Regions from separate parts of the Homo sapiens genome. Here region 1 is linked to region 2. The links are chromatin contacts, found by Hi-C in ENCODE. All regions are on one chromosome and are shown on one strand. Each heading gives the region's core, a stretch centred on a gene start or an enhancer-like site at or near the end of the contact. The rest is flanking DNA. Distances are from core to core; before and after follow the strand shown.

The links. A loop is a pair of places that touch in the nucleus more often than their neighbours do. Pooled maps may share reads with other maps.
Region 1: a map with no recorded cell type shows a loop between it and region 2 (15-fold over the local background). The contact joins the enhancer-like site here to the promoter of SLMAP in region 2. A Hi-C loop is called at or near these places in 1 of 168 maps with a recorded cell type or tissue (PC-9), 2 of 37 single-sample maps with no recorded cell type and 8 of 50 pooled maps.

Annotation. Positions count from the first base shown.
Region 1 is chr3:57,981,798-57,985,404 of GRCh38, forward strand. LOC105377104 (a long non-coding RNA gene) reads left to right here. Exons shown (of 4, transcript XR_940874.3): 3 at 2,548-2,673; 4 at 3,458-3,607. Among named protein-coding and RNA genes, the nearest start is that of FLNB, 25 kb to the right of the region's middle. Within about 2 kb of position 2,139, at least 19 of the 41 ENCODE cell types and tissues checked have a DNase peak (open chromatin) inside an H3K27ac peak, as active enhancers do; they include PC-9, where a contact is called at or near this core.
Region 2 is chr3:57,754,442-57,757,923 of GRCh38, forward strand. SLMAP (sarcolemma associated protein) reads left to right here and starts at 1,868. Exons shown (of 25, transcript NM_001377540.1): 1 at 1,868-1,901; 2 at 2,107-3,408. The coding sequence starts at 3,211. RefSeq lists enhancers at 974-1,876, 1,466-1,745, 1,776-1,955, 1,877-2,778 and a silencer at 2,326-2,605.

The DNA.
Region 1 (3,607 bases), core at 889-3,388, 230 kb after region 2:
TGCAGGGAGACGTGGGTAAGGCCTCTTCAGGTTTTGGCTGTGCAGGGTAGCTGACCTTTCCCTGTCTCTGAGGACCTCTCCCCACTTCCCTTTTTGTGTCCACCCTACAGTCCGAGCATTATTCATGCCCAAAATATCTCAGAAAGCCACAACAGCCCTGCTCTCCACCCAGGACTACAGTCTCTTGGCCTGTGTTCTTTTATTTATTTATTTATTTTTATTTATTATTATTTTTTGAGATGGAGTCTCACTCTGTTGCCAGGCTGGAGTGCAGTGGTGTGATCTCGGCTCACTGCAAGCTCCGCCTCCCGGGTTCACACCATTCTCCTGCCTCAGCCTCCCAAGTAACTGGGACTACAGGTGCCCGCCGCTACACCCAGCTAATTTTTTTTTTTTTTGTATTTTTAGTAGAGACGAGGTTTCACCGTGTTAGCCAGGATGGTCTTGATCTCCTAACCTCGTGATCAGCTCATCTCGGCCTCCCAAAGTGCTGGGATTACAGGGGTGAGCCACCGTGCCCGGCCACTTTTTTTTTTTTTTTTTTAGTAGAGACGGGGTTTCACCATGTTGGCCAAGATGGTCGCAATCTCTTGACCTCGTGATCCGCCTGCCTCGACCTCCCAAAGTGTTGGGATTATAGGCGTGAGCTACTGCGCCCAGCCGCCTGTGTTCTTTTAAAAGGTCGTCTTCCTTCCTGCCCTTCATCACTTGCCCTCCATGGCCCTTCATGGCCCCTCTGCTTCCCTGGACAAAGCAGAGATGTGACTGGTGTTCCCAGCATTTGTCCACAGACACCATTTTCCTCTCAGGCCCTGAGGTGCTGGACTACAGAGCCGGCCTCCCAGCCACCTGCCATGAAAACCTCACCAGGACCAGTGGGACTCTGTTAAATCTGTTAACACCCCCACTTCGGCCTGCCCTAGACAACAGCTACATCTTGGAAAAAGGAAATGAAACTGGTTTAAAACCTCTCCCAACTGTTCAGAAGGCTCAGGCCCCATTTCCAAGACAGAAGGAGCCAGACTCTTCTGCGCATGTCCCTTTATTTATAGTCACCAGATCCTGGTCCCAACGATCAAGGCTCCTGGGTGGGGATGGTCCTGTGTGATGTATGCAGCACACTCAATGCCCCCCACCATGCCCCTTCAGCCTACACCACTCACCTTAGCCGCCAGCAGCCATGACTTTTTTCTTTTCTTTTCTTTTTTCTTTCCTTTCCTTTTCTTTGATTTTTTTCTCTTTCCTTCCTTCCTTCCTTCTTTCTTTCTTCTCTCCTCTCTTTCTTTCTCGCTCTCTCTCTCTCTTTTCTTTCTTTCTCGAGACAGGGTCTTGCTTTGTCACCCAGGCTGGAATGCAGTGGCAGGAACATGGCTCACTGTATCCTCGACCTCCAAGGCTCAAGCGATCCTCCTGCCTCAGCACCCCAAGTAGCTGGGACTACAGGAGCACGCCACCACACCCAGCTCATTTTTGTATTTTTCGTAGAGAGGGGGTTTCACCATGTTGCCCAGGCTGGTCTCAAACTCCTGGCCTCAAGAGATCCACCCATCTTGGCCTCCCAAAATGCTGGGATTACAGGCCTGAGCCACCACATCTGGCCATGCAGCCGTGACTTTTTCTGATCACAGGAGCTGGCTGTGCTTGCACACATGGTCGGCCGGAGGGTGGTGAGTTAACAGCCCCTCCTCAGTAAGCCCTCAACCAATGACTACTGGTAAATGCAGGCCCCAGCCCTTCAGATGCCTTGGAGGGTACACTCTACCTGGCCCTTAGGTTCCCCTGCAGGATGGAGCTCCAGCTGCTCGCAGGAGCAGCCCACTCATGAATGCACCTTTTGTGGGCTTCCTGTCTTTCCAGCCTCACCTCCCACCTCCCTTGCCAGCACTTCTTGGAATCATTTCCCAAATGAATAACTCCTATGTGAATCCTGGACTTGGGTCTGCTTTTGAGGAAACCCAAACTAAGACAATATCAAGTTGCCAACATTTATTGAGCACCGTCTCTGTGCTAAGCATCGTGCTCAGCATTTCACAAGTCTTAACTCATTTAATCCTATGACAGCCAGCACTATGAAGAAGAGACCGTTATCATTTCCGTTGTACAGACGTGGAAACTGACTCAGAGCATGGGCTTGAGGCCAAAGGCCTCTTCCACTCCACCCATCCTCCATCAGCCTGAATTGCTTTCATTTCCTCAAAATGCTGGGCTCCCACACCTCTTGATCTCTGCACTCTGGGGCACAGGGAGGTTAAATCACTTGGTGACACAGCAATTTAGAGGCTGAGCTACCCAGATTCAAGAGCCATCTCCAGGCTCAGAGCCCACATACTCTGCCACTGTGGTAAGCAAAATATTGGCCCCTCAAGGTATCCAAGTCCTAATCCCTGTAACCTGTAAATGTGACCTTACATGGCAAAAAAGAGACTTCACAGATGTGATTCAGTTAGGGCCCTTGAGATGAGGAGAGTATCCTGGATTATCCAGATGGGCCCCATGTAATCACAGCAGGCTCTGTAAGAGGATCTCCTCCTCCTGTCTGTCTTTCAGACAAAAGAAGATAGGATGACAAAGCAGAAGACCAGAGAGAAAGAGATTTGAAGATGCTACCCTGCTGGCTTTGGAGATGGAAGCAAGGGCCATGAGCCAAGAGGTGTATGTGGCTTTTGGAAGCAGGTAAAGGCAAGGATAGCCCCTGGAGCCTCCAGAAGGAGCCAGCCCTGCTGACGCCTTGACTTTAGCCTAGTGAAACTGATTGCTGACTTCTGGCCTCCAGAATGATAAGAGAATACAGTTGTGTTTTCTTGTTTGTTTGTTTTGAGACAGGGTCTTGCTCTGTCACCCAGACTGGAGTGAGTGGGTCCATTTTGGCTCCCTGAAGCCACTACCTCCCAGGCTCAAGTGATCCTCGCACCTTAGCCTCTCGAATAGCTGGGACCACAGGTGCACACCACCACACCCGGCTAATTTTTTTTTATAGATGGGGTCTCCCTATGGTGCCAGGGCTGGTCTCAAACTCCTGAGCTCAAAGGATCCTTCTGCCTTGCCTCCTAAAGTGCTGGGATTACAGGTGTAAAGCCACCTCCACATCTGACTCAGTTGTGTCCTTTTTTTTTTTTTTTTTTTTGTCAAGATAGAGTCTTGCTCTGTCACCCAGGCTAGAGTGCAGTGGCGTGATCTCAGCTTACTGCAACCTCCGCCTCCTGGGTTCAAGTGATTCTTGTGCCTCAGCCTCCTGAGTAGCTGGGACTACAGGTGCACACCACCATGCCCAGCTAATTTTTCTATTTTTTAGTATTTCACTATGTTGGCCAGGCTGGTCTCAAACTCCTGGCCTCAAGTGATCCACCTGCCTTGGCCTCCCAAAGTGATGGGATTATAGGTGTTGAAGCCACCACGCCTGGCCTAGTTGTGTTCTTTTATGTCATGAAATTTGTGGTAATTTTTTTTATTAAAGTAGCCACAGCAAATTAACACAACCACGGAGCCAGTCCCCACAGCCTGGTCAGGTGCAGCATGATTCCAGACAACAGCAATGAGGAAGCCAGCCTTGTGGAGCTGATGCCTGGCAGAGAACATCACTAAGCAACAGGCATCCTGAGTGCTTGGG
Region 2 (3,482 bases), core at 618-3,117:
GAATTGATGAAGAGCTTGAAAAACGAATATAACGTCTTTATTATATAATGCCTATTCTTTCCAGACTCACTTTGTGTCCCGCCTACTTTATCCTCTAATAATGAGTAACAGTATGTAATTTTCATTCATGCATCAAATACTTATTTATCCACTATTATGTGCCGGCACATTGGTGCACTGTTTCAAGTAGGCTCCTTCTTTTCCTTGCTATCCGTGTTTGTGGAAATTCATGAAACCATTCAGCGAATACCATATTTATTGTGGTTTTCCTATCTTCCTTCATTCAGTTCAGTTACTTCTCCCAGACCATCCCTGACCCCTTGGGCAGCTAGTGCCTGCCTCTATCTTAGCCCTGATTACATCAATTTCATGTTTGTCACTCCCTACCCTCATTTCTAACCCACAATACCGTTATGATCTCAGAAGGCAGGAATTGAAGTTTGGTTCAGTTATGTGTCCCCAGGGCCCAGCAAAAACCTAGGACACGGCCAAACTGTCTATATAAGTATTGAGATGAATAACTGCTACTTTTTCTTTCTTTCTTTCTTTTTTTTTTTTTTTTTGGAGAGACAGTTTCACTCTTGTTGCCCAGGCTGGACTGCAATGGCGCGATCTTGGCTCACCGCAACCTCCGCCTCCCGGGTTCAAGTGATTCTCCTGCCTCAGCCTCCCAAGTAGCTGGGATTACAGGCATGCGCCACCACGCCCGGCTAATTATGTATTTTTAGTAGAGACGGGGTTTCTCCATGTTGGTCAGGCTGGTCTCAAACTCCCGACCTCAGGTGATCCGCCTGCCTCGGCCCCCCCAAAGTGCTGGGATTACAGGCGTGAGCCACCGCGCCCGGCCTAATTGCTACTCTTTATTGAACAACATGGATTAACATTTTGAAGTCTCACCACATCAAGTGAATTAACTATTATTAACATGTCATCCATGAGAAAAAAGAGGCTTGAAAAAGTTTAGAAACTTGCTTAAGGTCACACAGTGGTGGAGCCTGTTATTGCAGGAATCTGAAGAATGAAGTCACCTTTGATTCTAAATGAGTAAGTCTCCTTCTCACTATTTTTTCTTAAAGTTTTCATTTAGCCCTTGCAAAGTCTTCCTTCTTTAGACCAATGACTCCTCATCTTGATATTGTAAGTGGGGGAAATACCCTCTTTTTTCACTTTGGAAATTATTCAATCTCTCTTTGGAAGAAACATGATTTTAAACTTTCTGGACGCTCCTTCTGTGGAAGAATCCGCGCAGGAGCCCTGGGGGCACATAATAGGTTCAGTGAGAAAGACTGTCATTCGAAATGGAATGCGGGAACTAAGATTTTTTTTTTCCGGGAAGAAAACATAACGAATTTAGCAGAGGGGAGAATGGTCCTTCTGTTAGGTGCACAAATCCTAAGACTTCAGGGAGTTTGGCGGCTCACACTTAAGGTAGCTGCGGGTGACTGTGTTGCCCACAGCTAAGATGGCTGCTAATGACCATCTCCTTTGGCTGGGTCTGTTCTTTTGCTCGCTAGTATTTTCATCGAGAATTAAACAGAATAAAATTTAGTAAAAGTTGGCACCCCCTTGCTAAGTAGATAAAATAAGAAGGTGGCACTGTTTGTTTGAAAAACCTTCTACGGCGCAAATTGTTCTTGCCCTTAACCAAAATGGTCGTTAAGGTTGTCCCGAGGTTTGAAGCTTCCAGCCCTTAACTAAGATGGCGCCTGGAGGCCCGTTAAAAATTACCTTGCCCTTTTTTCTGCCCTCTACCAACACGGCTTCCGTGGCGTCGTTCACGTGACATTCCTGGACTACGGCGCGGGAGAGGGGGTAGGAGGGCCCTTGAAGGGTGCGCGTTCCCGTGGCGGTGCACCGGGTAGGTTTCAGTCAGAGTCACTATGGCGGCCGGCGCTGGCAAGGTAAGCTGAGGCGGTGGTGGCGGCTAGGGAGGTAGGACCCGTCGTGGCGTCCTGGCTCCAAATCCTCGTAGCCTGCTTGCGGAGAGGTCGGCGGAGGTCGTGCCTAGCGGTGTGGGCTGGCGGGGGTCTGGCTGGAGGGGGCGACGGCTGAGGCGGGCGGGCTGAGGCGCCTGACGGCCGTTTGTTTTGATGTTTTCCCCACCAGGTCGGAAAGTTTCCTGCCTCGTCGGGCGCAGCTTGAGCTTGCCCCATCGGCCGCGATCGGTGGAGGCTGCGGCGGATCCAGCCCGGGGCCTCAAGGCCTCTCCCCAACCTCCGGGCCAGTCTCCCTCCCCCACCTTCTCGTCCGCCGGGAGCTGCGGCTGCCGTCCCTGAGATGCGACCCTCGCGGGGGCGACCCTGAGGGGAGGCGGCCCATGTGCTGAGCGGCGGCCCAGAAGCCTAGGCGTCCGGGGACCAACTTCCTGCCGCCTGGGAACTCGAGCCTCCCGGTGTCGCGCCTCGCTCGGTCCGCACCGGCCTGCGGAGCCGGGTCCCCGCCCTGGTCGCGGGGACGCTCGCCAGGTGCCCAGGAGTCCCGACTTGGCCACTGCCCGCGCCCCGCCGGCCTCCACGCCTCGCGCGGAGAACCTCAGCCACCGCCGTCTCGGATCGTGCCAGGCCGGGGACCGCGTCCCCCTTCCCGGGGCGGCCTCCGCTCAGCAGGGGCGATGCAGACTGTCCCGCCGGCCGTCTAGAGCCCCTCCGTCTCCGTCACCTCTCGCCCCTTCACTCCGGGCGAGGACTGGCGGTGGCTGCCCAGAGGTGCCCAGCCACACCTTCCTTCGGCCCAAAAGGACTTTCCTGGCCGCGCCGAACCGACCCTTCATTCATGCTGCAGTGCTGCAACGTTTCCGCCACCAAGGGGGAAAAGCGGCCGCGATCTCAAACCAAACACAAGAATTGGCGTGTGACTCATCTGCTTGGATACCTCCAGTCCCCAAACTGTGTTCCAGGAGTTTTCTTGGCCGAAGCTGCCCGATGTTTGAGCCTTTTCTTCCCAGAGAAGAAGATGGACTGAAAGCTGCCAGTTGGGGACTTTTTGTGATCACGGCGTTGCAGCGTTTTAAAGGAGGTGATGGGGCTTGCGCTGGCTTGTCTTCCCACCCAAGTGAAGAGTTGATGTTCACTGGTTATGCTTAGACAATGTGCAGTTTGTGTTAATTTAAAATTTTGGGTGGGATAGGGGCATAGGCTTGTGAAGGGCAGTCCGGATCCGGAGGAACTCCTCTTTGTCCCTGGTAGGAGAGACACCCCCAGTCTATCCTCGATGCCGTCAGCCTTGGCCATCTTCACTTGCCGCCCGAACTCGCACCCGTTTCAGGAGCGTCATGTCTACCTGGACGAGCCCATCAAAATCGGCCGCTCAGTGGCCCGCTGTCGACCAGCGCAGAATAATGCCACTTTTGATTGCAAAGTGCTATCAAGGAACCACGCTCTCGTCTGGTTTGATCACAAGACGGGCAAGGTAATGTCACCACATTGTCCAGCGGCATTGTTTAACAAACTTTTTTTCCCCTTTTGCCCTCCCTGAGAGGACTA